2 separate regions of the Homo sapiens genome follow, and region 2 is linked to region 1. The links are chromatin loops, found by intact Hi-C in ENCODE. Cell type or tissue: gastrocnemius medialis. All regions are shown on one strand. Links, peaks and the distances in the headings refer to the core of each region. The heading gives the core; the rest is flanking DNA.

Evidence for each region. Peaks named below come from ENCODE experiments on the same cell type or tissue, not always from the same donor. Only the 100,000 strongest peaks of a DNase experiment are listed, where the experiment ranks them.
Region 2: a loop joins it to region 1, with 2.8 times the contacts of the local background. A loop is called at or near these places in 1 of 110 quality-filtered maps.

Annotation. Positions count from the first base shown.
Region 1 is chr7:51,185,177-51,192,126 of GRCh38, forward strand. COBL (cordon-bleu WH2 repeat protein) reads right to left here. Exons shown (of 13, transcript NM_015198.5): 4 at 5,674-5,902. Among named protein-coding and RNA genes, the nearest start is that of COBL, 130 kb to the right of the region's middle. RefSeq lists enhancers at 2,592-3,198, 3,199-3,804. In gastrocnemius medialis, for the core only: a CTCF peak has its summit at 2,991; DNase peaks (open chromatin) are centred at 1,505, 3,015 and 5,701; H3K27ac peaks cover 2,436 bases.
Region 2 is chr7:51,286,012-51,292,961 of GRCh38, forward strand. The region is part of intron 1 of COBL (cordon-bleu WH2 repeat protein); the gene reads right to left. Among named protein-coding and RNA genes, the nearest start is that of COBL, 27 kb to the right of the region's middle. In gastrocnemius medialis, for the core only: no CTCF peak of the experiment used is centred there; a DNase peak (open chromatin) is centred at 3,380; H3K4me3 peaks cover 949 bases; H3K27ac peaks cover 4,707 bases.

The DNA.
Region 1 (6,950 bases), core at 931-5,930:
CCATGGGATGTGGTTCCCAAAGCGAGATGGAACCTGCAGCATCAGCATCGCTGGGAACTTATGAGAGATGCGAATGCTTGGGCCCACTCCAGACCCCCAGAATAAGAAACGCTGGGTGCAGGGCCCAGCACTACACAGTCAAACTAGCCCCTAAGGAGGCTTAAGCTGAGGGTCTGGAGAACACGCTTGGGAGTGGTGCTGAGAGATTAAGAGCGCCCATGTGTGAGGCACACTTCGGAAAACCACTTAGCTCCTCCAAGCCTCAGCAGCTTCATCTGCAGGTTGAGGGTGAGTGCATCAAGCACGCAGACGGCACTCACACAGCTCAGCACACTGCTCACTAGTGTCATGATTTGCTCAGGAAAGGCCTTTGTCATTACTTCATTCCATTCTTCTCTGCCAGGGCATACAGATATGACAAGAAGAAGGAAAGTGGAGGTGTTCCTGGAGGATAGAAAAATGATTTTTCCCATATCACTGCCAACTGATAGCAAGAGCTCTATACCATTGGTGGCAGAATCATGGACTGGGATTTTACAAATTCTGCCATCAGACTATTAATGCAAACAAGGTAACCCTCAATTAACTTCTTGACCTGCTAATATATGATTTCACATTTGAGTTAGAGAACACACACAGCAGTCAGTGCATTAATAACACAGGCGTGAACACTGATAGCGTCCACACAGCAAAGCAAAAACCCAGCACACACGCTCCTGATATCACGCTGTAGGAGCAAAGGTGCACATCCTAGCCACCAGGGCAGGGCCAGGACACTTGGTTACATGCAGGAGGCTCCAGTGGAGGCACTGAGCAGGCTCCACATCGCACAGTACCCAAATCAGAGGGCCCACTGCAACATGGTGCAGCAGCACCAATGCATGTGTGCAAACGCGCTGTAAAGTTAGTTGCAGCAAGCCCTCTATTAGGTACAGAGCTATAAAGAGGAAAACAGAGCACACAGTTAAGACTGCATCTAAACTATTATATGCTTTAATATGTATGTTTATAACCAAGGATGTTTCTAGAATTGAGTGGTATGTGACATGGACCAACGGATGCTCACGAACTGACGATGGGGTTACACTTTCAGTTCACGACGGCTTTATCCAGATGTGACCCCATCGTAAGTCCAGGAGCATATTGAATGCATAGCACTTTCACACCATGGTAAAGTTGAAAAATCTTAAGTTGAGAAATTGTCTATGTTGAAACAGATGACATCATAGTATCCTACTGATAATCGAGAAGTAGAGCATTTTCCTAGTACACAAGCTGTATTACACCGACCACAGAAAGGACAGACTGCATCAGAAAACTGCAATGAGATCTAGCCTGTTGTTTCTCTTCTTGAATGAGGACAGTGGCTGATCATCACCTCTAAGGACTGAGGTCGGCTCCCTGACGAAGGGTCCAGGACAGCCCCGGCACCAGAATGCCCCTCAATAGTGGGAGAGACACTTTCTCATGCAGCTACAGCCTGCAGCTGTCTGGAGGCACCAGGGGCCTGTGACTCACAGTGCTGAGCTGCGCCTAACACTGATGGTCTATTTTTAGAGGTGAGGCTTTGGTCTCAGTCACTGACTGATAGGGGCCTCCTATGAGGCCTCTAGAGGCTTGGCAGACACTGAAGAAGAACTGGTTTGGGAGCAAAGTAGGAGAACTCAGTGTTCCCATCAGCCAAAATTTCCAGAGGCTGCCCAGCTATAAAGCAGAGCAACAATGAACAACTGATGCATAGCCAGCCCTCGAACACACGCAAGTGAGCTCTAGAACCCATGGTGCCTATGGTATGATAAGCTGAGGGTGGCATTTATTTTGTTTGAATTTACTCTAATTTACACGTAATTAAATATTAAGAAAAGTGTGGGAACTCACACAGTCTGCAAGAAAGTTTTACTTTCTGAAGCATTACAATGATTTGAAAAATGTTAAAGATGAATTGCAGAGTGGCAGAGAAGGATGAAGGACCCTTAAAGACCAACGAGTCCAAACCACTCACTTGTCTAGAGGAGGAGACTCAGTGACCAGAACAAGGCCATAAGGAGTAAATGGAAGCGGGGGACCAGGTCAACATCTGCAAATGTACAATGGGCATTCTACATATGTATATACATATATGTATATGTTTAAGTATATATATATATATATATATACACACACACACACACACACACACATATATCTATATCTGCCTATATATACATATAAACATCTCTTTCTGTATAGAAATATCTCTATGAAACTTAAATAGATGTTGGAATAAATGCAAAATCTGGACTAATCATTTGCATACTTGTCTATGACAGAAAAGGTTAAATTTTAAAATCCATACTGTCCCAAATTCTGTAGCATGCAGGATGGCCTTCAGGGGCAGGTAAGCATGGGCAGGCAGAGGTGAAAAGGAAAGGGTGCCTTTCCTGCGCACACCACTTCTGATCTGCCCTGAATTATTGGGCAACAGAATTTGTTTTCTGTAACAGCCTCCCTCATTTCTCATCAATTAGAGCCACACAGCAAATTCTCCTAAGAAGCATTCTTATCTGAACCAACCAGGGAATCAAGAAACCAAACCAAAATCTCATGTCAGCCTCGCATGCACCTTCAGGAGGGCCCCAAGCCAAACTTCCATTCCTTGGAGTCTGGCACAAAAACATCACCTCTGTGCAGCTCTGACCCCAGAGCCATGCATAGTGCAGCCTCACAGCGGGAGCGGGAAGCCCCAGGTTCACTGTACCTTGACAGCTCAGGGAAGGCTCGGACTGAGTTTTGCTCAGACGAACTGGAAAAGGCAGGCAATGAGAGAGTGAGGTCCAGCTTTGAGATGTGTGGGAGTCCCTGACCCAGGCCTTGGCCCTCACAAGCCTCAGAGGGGGGCTGTCCTGCTGCAGCAGTGAGAAGGTCTCTTGCTGGGTCAGCTTGCCTCTCTGGGCTGGCCCTCTCAGGGCCACAGCTGCATAGCCTGCTAAGCACCGCTGAGGACGCAGGTGGCAGCAGAGCCCTTGGCTTTATCAAGATGCTCCCACCGGGGATTCCAGGGGAGGGCAGGCCTCTGCGTAGCAATGCCTCACCTCCTGCCAGCTGCCCTTCTGTTCTCCAGCAGTGGTAGGGCTCAGGAGTGGACGTCTGTCCCCTCCAAGTGCCTACCAAGAGGATTGAAAGTAAGGGCTCCTCCAGCAGTACCCAGCAGGCCTGCCCAGGGCGGTTGTAGGGGAGAAAGGGAGCCTCGGAGATGGCCTCTGGACAAGTGTCTTTTCTTTTCGAATATTTGACAGTGAGCAGGAGGCAGGCATTTGGCAGGGACGGTAATCAAATGTCACAGCTGGCATGGCACAGGCATGGTCCAGACGAAAGGGGTGCTGGCCACAAGGCTGGAGCAGAGCCCCCATGGTGGGGAAGCTCGTGGTGCCTTGGGGGTGGGGTGGAAAGGGCCAAAATGTCCAAAGGAGTAGAGAGGGGGACTTGGAGGTTTGGGAGCAGCTAGTTCCAACCAAGGGCAGAAGTGCTTCCAAATCTGAACGGCCAAGCTGACCGCACCGGCTTGTTCTGCTCTGTCCCATATGAGGATCAGAAGAGATGCTCTGGGCCCCTGACCACATGAACACTTCAGCTCCTACATTCCCAATGACCATGGGCTATCCTGGGTCCTCTCCTTCACAGACAGGCAGGTTTTATATCACTTCTCCCAAGTGCCAGGTTCAACATCTACCTTTCAAGATACATCCAAGTGGTAGCATGTAACAGAAACACTTGTAAGCCTTTTTATTTCAGATACCTGAACGTGAAACAGTTTTCCCTTTATTTTTCTTTTTATCTTAACAAATGGAAGCTGTTTCCAAAGAGTCATGTAAACCAAATTTAAATAGTGCTGATATACTCAGTGCCACCAGGCCTTTGCAGCAATACTGAGACTATTTCTGTCTGTGTTTTAAAAAAGACACTGGATAAAACACAAGATGCATTATTCTCAAATGTCAGAGTACTTTTTTTGAAGAAATAAACAGTCCATGTATCTTATACTCAACTGAGCCAAAACCCTCTCTTGAATGTCAAATCAGATCTAGATGCCAGATACCCAGGAAGACAAGGGCGGACTTGGCGGGGAGAGGAAGGCTGGACAGAGATTCCACTATGATCATGGATTTCACAATAAACTTGGTATTAAGAAAAAATATGGCCAGGCGCAGTGGCTCAGGCCTGTAATCCCAGCATTTTGGGAGGCCAAGGCAGGCGGATCACCTGAGGTCAGGAGTTCGAGACCAGCCTGGCCAACGTGGTGAAACCCCGTCTCTACTAAAAACACAAAAATTAGCCGGGCATGGTGGGAGGTGCCTGTAATCCCAGCTACTCAGGAGGCTGAGGCAGGAGAATCACTTGAACCTGGGAGGTGGAGGTTGCAGTGAGCCGATATTGCACCATTGCACTACAGCCTGGGCTATAAGAGTGAAATTCCATCTCAAAAAATAAAAAAAAGAGAAAAAATACATTTTTGTTGGAAAAAATTAGAAAAAAAAGTCATAGAAAAACAGGAAAAACTTGAATATGTATATATTTTTTAAACTCAACCTATTCAATATTTGTGGAATAATGAAACAGAGACAACAGACATCAAATGAGGCTTATTAGAAGAGAAACTTTTACGAAGTCCATTTTGATCATTCTAAGGTCAAGGAATATAACATTTCCTTTGGCCTGACAGTAGCAGTTAGCACTCTATATCAATCAGAAACATGTGCTTACACAACATAACAGTCTCTGCACCAGCAAGGCCTCTGGGCTGCCACTCTCACCAGTGGCTCTAACTGTGGCCTCATACTAAAAGCCAGTTTCACATGATGAGCAAGCAGGATGACACTGGCAACACAGTGAGGAGGCCTAAGGTGGCCCTAAAGTTATCTTCAGGAATGGATCTCACGCACTGTAATTGTTCAGTTTTAGAGAACAGCTAAATGAATTTCTGCCACTGGTTTTAGACATGAGCAATGTTTGAAACCTGGGAACAGCAGTTAATGGCAACTGAAAAAGAAAATCAAGATAATTTTTTTTTTAAAGAGACAGGGTCTCACTCTGTCACCTAGGCTGAGGGCAATGGTGCAATCATAGCTCAGTGCAGCTTCAACCTCCTGGGTTCAACCAATCCTCCAGCCTCAGCCTCTCCAGTAGATGGGACTACAGGAATGGGGATGCACCACCACGTCTGGCTAATTTTAAAATTTTTTTGTAGAGACGGGGTCTCACTATTTTGTCCAGGCTGGTCTTGAACTCCTGAGCTCAAGCCATTCTCCTGCCTCAGCCTCTCAAAGTGCCAGGATTACAAGTGTGAGCCACCAACCCACAAGAAAGTATTATAGATGGTTTGGAGTAGTTACTTCAGAGCATAAGCTCTAATCTCACCTCACCTTTTCCCCTTTTACTTATGTCGTGGAAGTTTGCAGGGAGACAAAGGATAAAGGACATGTTCAGGGCTGGGAGAAAGGAGGCACAGCTCAATCCAGAGGAATGAAAACAGGCCAGATTTCTTTTTTGCCTACTTCAACTTGACTTGCCTGGAACTTCATGTACCCATCTCTCCCTGGCGCTACTGAGAGTGCTGGGGAGAGCCAACAGGGGACATGTACACGCCGCGCATCCGTGTGATTATGGGCAGGTGCGTGAGACGCAGCGGGGCCTCACCTCTTCTGTTGTCCCACGCGTAGAGCTCCTTTATCCCGAGCTCGTTCAGGGACTTGGACAGCTCCAGCTCCTCTCCGGCAATGTTGTCCCTGAGGAGAACCACGTGCTCTGGGCTGACCTCACACTTTGCACAAATGACTGGGAGAATATTCTGGAGAGGAACCTCAGGGCTCACACGCACAACAGCTTTTTGTGTCCGCAGGTAATTCACGACCAAACGCACAGATTTCTGGAAGAACACACAGGCAAAAAGAATTCAGTAAGATATCCTCCCACAAGCCTTCAACTCTTGTGTCAATTTGACAATTGGGTGTGGCAGGATTGTGTGTAGCCTGAATCCTTCTTCCACAAATTGAGTGAGTAATGGGGGAAAACAGCATAATGAATATTGAAAAACAAATGTCTAGAATAATAAATCTGGTTTAGAATCTCTTGCTAGTGAACAAGCTGCTAACAACACAGCGAAATAAACATCAGGGAAGACTCTACATTTAAAATCCAACACATATACTTTACTGTCTTCCAAGGGTTCTGGCCAGATGTGAACACATGGCACTTATATGCATTTTCTAAAAAAAAAAGTTTGGAAGCAGTATGAATAATTTAAAGAAAAACCCTCCAAAAACATGACATCAAAGTTTTAAGGAGTCAAAATATCCACATAAATACAGGAATATCTATATATGTACATAGATATATATATATATAAATACATATATACTGTATATATGTACTATATACACACATATATGAAACATATACAGTGTGTACACAGACCTACATGTATTTATGTATACACACTACACACACGTATTTAAGCTATAAATATATTTTAAAAAACACCAGGCATATATAATAATCAGGAAGAAAAACACTCAGTTGACTAATGCTAATTCTAAATGACTGCAGATAAAGTGGTAGTCATTTTTCTCCCACTTTTTGATTATTTTTCTTCCGCTTTTACTGATCACTCTAATTGTGCTAAGACACTGTAGAGCTGGACACAGTAAATGTAGATTGAACAAAAGAGCAGCAAAGGAAGGCCTCACGCTCTCTTCCAGCCTGCGTACCAGGGCCCAGTGGCTGGGATAACAATGCATTTTGGGAGAAAAGACGGAACCTACTGCTCCTTTACTGGTCCTCTCCTGCCCTAACAAGTGGAATCATGCAGATGCCTGGGCTCACCTGCCCTGAGAAGCAGGAAGTCAAGGGAAGACGCAAGGTATATACAGAGATGCTCTGCCTCAAACACTGTTTACTTGAGGAATAAGGGGAAA
Region 2 (6,950 bases), core at 706-5,705, 100 kb after region 1:
TATTATAACAATTGGATACCCTATGCCAAAGAAAAATGAGAAGTAGCAGAAGAACTTCGACCTAAGTCACATGCCTTATACAACAATTAACTCAAAATGGACCACTGATCTAAATGGAAAAGTAAAGGTATAAAACCTTCAGAAGAAACATCCAAGAAAATATTCATGGCCTGGGTTAGGCAAGAGTTCCTAGATATGGTGCCTAAATCATGTCTAGAGCATAAAGTTTAAAAAAAAAAAAAAGCTGTACTTCTTCATAATTAAAATTTTCTACTCTTCCAAAGACACTGCTAAAGAATAAAAACACAAGATACTGACTGAAAAAAAAAAATCTGCAAATCACATATGACCTAGGAGCTGTATCCACATTATATAAAGAAACTTCAAGTAACTAAAAAAAAAAAAGCAAAAAAAAATCTAATTTTAAAATGGCAAAGGACATGAACAGATACTTCTTAAAATAAAATATCCAAACAGCCAAGAAACATATGAAAAAACTGTTCATCATCATTAATCATCAGAGAAATGCAAATCAAAACCACAATGAGATGCCATCTCACACTAGTCAGGACGGTGATTATCAAAAAGTCAAAAAATAACAGATGTTGGTGAGACTGTAGAGAAAGGGGAATACATACACTGTTGATGGGAATGCAAATTAGTTCAGCCACTGTGGAAAGTAGTTTAGAGATTTCTCAAAGAACTTAAGCATAACTACCATTCAATGAAGCAATCCCATTACTGGATATATATCCAAAGGAAAAGAAACCATTGTGCCAAAAAGACACATGCCACTCATATGTTCACTGCAACACTATTCACAATAGGAAAGACATGGAATCAACCTAAGTGCCCATCAATGGTGGACTGGATTAAAAAAATATGGTACATATACACCATCGAATACTACACAGCCATAAAAAAGAATTAAATCATGTCCTTTGCAGCAACATGGATGCAGCTGGATGCCACTATCCTAAGTGAATTAATGCAGGAACAGAAAACCAAATACTGCATGTTGTTACTTACAAGCGGGAGCTAAACATTGAGTACACATGGACACAAAGATGGGAACAACAGACACTGGCGATGTTGGAGGTGGGGAGGAAAGGAGAGGAGCATGGGTACCACACTCACTACCTGGATAATAGGATCAGCCATTCCCCAAACCTCAGCATCCCGCAATATACCCATGTAACAAAACTGCATATGAACCCTCTTATTCCAAAATAAAAGTTGAAAAATCAAAAAATAAAAACAATCCCACAGAATAAGAAAACAAACAACCCTTTGAAAAACAGGCAAAAGACTTAAAAGACAGGCAAAAGATTTCCCCCAAAAAGACATATGGATGGTAAATAAACACATAAAGCTTCGCCATCGTTAGCCTTTAGGTAAATGCAAGTTAAAACCATGATGTAATACTAATATATAAGAATAGCTAAAATGAAACAATCTTAAAAATATCAAGTGCTGGTGAGGATACAAAGCAATTGGAGCTCTCATGCACTGCTGGTGGGAATGCAAAATGGTACAGACACTCTGGGAAACCATTTGGCAATTTCCTAAAATGTTAAACACTTTATGCATATAGTTATGACCCAGCACTCCCACTCCTGGGTATTTACCCTAAAGAAATGAAACTGTAGGTTCACACAAACACCTGTACATGAATGTTTATAGCAGCTCTATTCACACTCACAAAACACTGGAGAAAACCCAGATGTCCTGCAATGGGTGGATGGGTAAACAAACAGTGGTGGACCCATATGATAGAAGATGACTCTGCATAATAACTGGGCTACAAAGTGAGACTCTGTCTCAAAAAAAAAGAAAAAAAAATGAATGAACTACTGACAGTTGACTGAAAGGAGCTGAATCTCAAAGGCAGTATGCTGTGCGAAAGAGGTTAGGTTATACCCTACAATTCCATTTATAGGGCATTCTCAAAAAAGATTATAGTGATGGAGAACAAATCAGTGGTTGCCAGGAAGAGAACAAAAGAAAATGCTGGGGTGATGAAAGTGTTCTGTGTGCTAATTGTGGTATCTATGCACATGTTAAAATTCATGGAATTATGAAAGAAGTCAACTGGACTCCATTTTGGTTTAAAAAGTAAAATTTAAAAAATACAAATGGGGGCCAGGCATGATGGCTCACGTCTGTAATCCCAGCACTTTGGGAGGCCGAGGCGGGTGGATCACCTGAGTTCAGGAGTTCGAGATCAGCCTGACCAACAAGGTGAAACCTTGTCTCTACTAAAAATACAAAAATTAGCCAGGCATGGTGGCAGGCGCCTGTAGTCCCAGCTATTTGGGAGGCTGAAACAAGAGAATTGCTTGAACCCGGGAGGCAGAGGTTGCAGTGAGCTGAGATCCCGCCACTGCACTCCAGCCTGGGCAACAGTCTCCAAAAAAAAAAAAAAAGAAAGAAAGAAAAAACAACAATAATGAAAATGGGGCTGGGCGTGATGACTCACACCTGTAATCCCAGCACTTTGTGAGGCCGAGGCAGGTGGCTCACCTGAGGTCAGGAGTTCGAGACCAGCCTGGCCAACATGGTGAAACCCTGTCTCTACTAAAAATACAGTAATTAGCCAGGCATGGTTGGGGGGTGCCTGTAATCCCAGCTACTCGGGAGGCTGAGGCAGGAGAATCGCTTAAACCCAGGAGGTGGAGGTTGCAGTGAGCTGAGATCACGTTATTGTACTTCAGCCTGGGCAACAAGAGCAAAACTCAGTCTCAAAAAATAAAATAAATAAATAATAATTTTAGAAAATACAAATGGGAAATAAGAACTGAATTCAAATACTAGTCTTCAAGATGGATATCTATGGAAATACTCTTCTACCTACTCAACTAATTGTATGCAACTAATTTACTCAACCTGTCCTTGTTAAAATATGAACAAGAACAATATAAGAAGTCATCAGGGTTAAAACTGTAAAGAACAATATAAAATAGTCCTCAGGAGTGCAGGGCCAAAACGTCTTGTTTCCACTTGTGCATAATGATAGCACAGAGAGAAAGGAGAACAGAGCCCTGCATAGTCTAAAGTCAGCAGCATCTCCTCCCAGCATGCCCACCGCACTGGTGCTCAGGGTCCAGTGAGGAATGGACAGCAACTGATTGTTTCATAACAGTTTCCTTTTTAAATTGTTATTCTTTCCCAAATAGTCTTTTCAACAAATGATGTTATAACAATTGGGAACAAGTCTATCATTTGATTATTTTGCAAGTCGTTCTACATACTTGTGTCCTTCCCTCTCTGTGTTCTCATTGTCTGCTCTCCTAAGTCACCTCCCAAGTGACTCTAGGCTCCCAGAGCCACAGACCTCACTGCCCTCCTGCTGACACTTCCTCTCAGCCCTCCCTGGATCCTGTGTCACTGCACTCGGGTGTGGCCCTCCACAAAGCAGCCAGAGCTTGTTTTCTAAAACAGGAGCTTATGATCTTCCATGGCTCCTCCACTGCCTACAACGGAGCTCTGCCGGGCAGCAGGGCTCAGAGGACCTTCATGTGCTGATCCTGCCCATCTGCTCTCCTGCTTACCTCCCGTCCTAGAGTGCCACCTCTCCTTATTCCAGAAATAAGACTCAGTCTCAAACACTTCTGTGCCTTGCACACAGTAGCTGTGCTAACAATGTCTGCAAATTATATGTGAACACTCCCAGCAAGCCACAGAATGGAAGTGAACAGCAGTGATCAGAACAAACAACTACAAGTAATTACCTTTCAGTGCCAAAAACAATGACGCCTCCTTTGAGGAAACGCAACTTGTCCTACTTTCAATAATGAGAACTATGGAAATTATTGTTTCCCTGTTGCCCAGCTTGTCAGAAACATAAAGACCGAACTGATGTTCAATTGCAGGACACAGATTTGCTTTCATGGCTGATATCTCTCCCCTCTCTGCCTTTCTTTGGCCTGGTTTCCTGTGTCTATTTTTGTTCATCCTCCTGCATGCCAGCCCTATACGAGGGCCTTGGGAAAACAAATGAGATACAGAGAAAAATGGCAGCTCAGGAAAACAGAAATACCCCTAAGATGCTGCAAAGCAAAATGTTCCACATGAGCAGCAGTAACCTTAGGGTGGTCATATTTGCAACCTGAATGAAAGGTGGTGACTGCTCAAGATCAACACTTGGACTTGAGCAAACACAATCAAATGCATACACCAATCACAGAGACTCAATAGAATGGGCAAGTCACAATGCCAGTGGCATAAATTATGTGCTACTGGTTACCAGAGGACAATGTGTGCCATCAGCACATCTAATTTGCATTATTTTGAAATCTGACTGCTAATCATTGGGGAACATGGATTCTGAAGGAACAGGCAAACTAGAATGCCTGGCCGGGTGATCACCAGGGTCCTTTCCAGCAGAGATAATGTGAAACCTGCAATGTCACAACTCAGATTGCTGGCTTGGAAAAAGCTTGTCTACATTGTAAAATGATTTGTGCTCAGCCTTCCTTTAAATCTTGTCTTAATCAGAAGTTAGTTTACCCCTAAATAAACACAGATATCAGAACAAAGGGTGCGTGAAAGATGTGTGCTATCTTTCTAAATTCAAATTTAGGCTCGCCCCACCCTGCTTAAGCCTTCCTGGGCTCCCTACTGCCCTGACTTTCTCTCCAGCTTCCCACACAACCTCAGCCTCGGCCCCTCCTTGTGAGTTTCAGGAAGATTAAACTGCTCAAATAATAACCCTGAATACTAATATGCTAAATCCCACTTCCCCCAGACACCTGGGCCAGCACCCTTTCTGGCACCATGCATACTCCCCTCTCCATGTGAACACCTTGACCTCAGGTAGGAACTCCAGTGCCACTCCCTGAAGCAGGGTGCCTCCCCAGGTGTGTGCCCTTCCCTCCGGCTGGTGTCTGCCATAGCAACACCACACTGTACTGCATGGAATCTGCCTCTGCCCCTCACCATCCTCCCCAAGAGCAAAGGCCACGTCTTCTTTAGGTCTCCAGCACCTTGCACAGTGCCCATTCCTGCCAGGGGCTCACAACCCTTGGGGTATGACTGAATAAACAGATGAACGGCTAGCTGCATGGAGCGCCAGAGCAAGGAAAGCAGAAATCCCTGTTAGAGCCAGCAAGCCATCGCGAGGCAGCGAAGAAAGACTGAGGGGCACAGCGGGGAACAGGCATCTCGGGGACCACAAGCAAGGCTGAGGCACACAGACACACAAGGGGTGTCTGAGTGACCAGAAGATACAGACATGAACTGTGAGGGCACATTCACAGAGTCACCAGAAAGGAGATTGCTGAGGCCAACCTCTGTGTCTTCCAAAGTCCTAGCCAGGAGTCCTAGCACAAGGATCATATACAACTGTAAAAAGTTACCTTGAACACAATCTGGGAAATTTAAGTATGGACAGGAAATTAGCTGTCATTAAGGAATTACTGTCAGGCAGGGTAATGAGGTGACAGTCATAAAAAAGCAAGCTTTATCAAGCCAGGCATGGTGGCTCATGCCTGTAATCCTAACACTTTGGGAGGCTGAGGCAGGCGGATCACCTGAGATCAGGAGTTCAAGACCAGCTTGGCCAACATGGTGAAACCCTCTCTCTGCTAAAAATACAAAAATTAGCTGGGTGTGGTGGTGGATGCCTGTAATCCCAGCTACTCGGGTGGCTGAGGAAGGGGAATCACTTGAACCCAGGAAGTGGAGGTTGCAGTGAGCCGAGACCACGCCATTGCACTCCAGCCAGGGCAACAAATCGAGACTCCGTCTCAAAAAAAAAAGTAAGATTTATCAGTGCACAATCAGCACAGAAGTATTTACAAATGAAAAGATAGAATGGGGAGCTTTTGCCTTAAAACGTTCAAGCCAAAAATAAAAATAAGAAGTGGGGCCAGGCACAGTGGCTCACACCTGTAATCCCAGCATTGCTGGGAGGCTGAAACAGGTATATTACCTGAGGTCAGGAGCTGTGGACCAGCCTGACCAACATGGTGAAACCCTGTCTCTACTGAAAACACAAAATTGGCTGGGTGTGGTGGAGGGCGCTATTTGGGAGGCTGAGCAGGAGAATCTCTTGAACCCAGGAGGCGGAGGCTGTAGTGAGCCGAGATTGTGCCACTGCACTCCAGCCTGGGCAACAGAATGAGACTTTGACTCAAAAAAAAAAAAAAAAAGTGGGAGAATTGCCAAATGTTAAAAACTGCCAAAGCTCATTAATGGACCCATACGATTTCTTTACTATGTTCTCTGCTTTTATTTACATTTGAAAGGTTCCATGTCCATTTTGTCATTTTAAGGTACCCACTGAATGGAATGAAATGAATCTTCAAATCAATGACTGTTGATTATTATATTTGAGGAAATCCCATAAAAAGTCATCCATTCCAAGAGTATTATGTTTTAAAGAATCTGATTAGAATGAGTACTATTTAAATATGACTGATAAAGACATTAAAAAACGTCCATCAGAAGCTGGAAAAACATAATTCAGCCAACCTAATCACATTCTTTAAATGGCCCCTTTATTTCCTGAAGCCAGGTATTAGAAAGGGACACATTCTATTTGCTGACGCAAAAGGCATTCTTGTGCATTTCTAGGTAGCTGTTCTCCTTTAGCCTCTTCAGCACACATCTGTGAGACCTGCTGCCAGCTCTGAGGGAGACCAGGCTGAGCACTCCCCTGTGTGGAGGGTCCCTCCTGTCTGGGATCTTGTTCTGTCCCCTCCTCCCTCCACACTCCAGAGCCTAGAAAGCAAAGCTCCTTCCAAGGCCCGTGGCTTGCCCAAGCCCAACTCTTTGCAGCCCCTGCAGGCCCCGAGCAGCCCTGAGTAAAGAGGAGCAGGGCCCTCTAGGGATGCCCACGTATCCCAGGCCTGGGCACACAGGTTTCATGCACCCCACAGCCAAGGCTGCTGCTACCCTGGGGCCAGGATTCCACTTTCCCTTGAGTGACACAATGACAGAATTGAAGG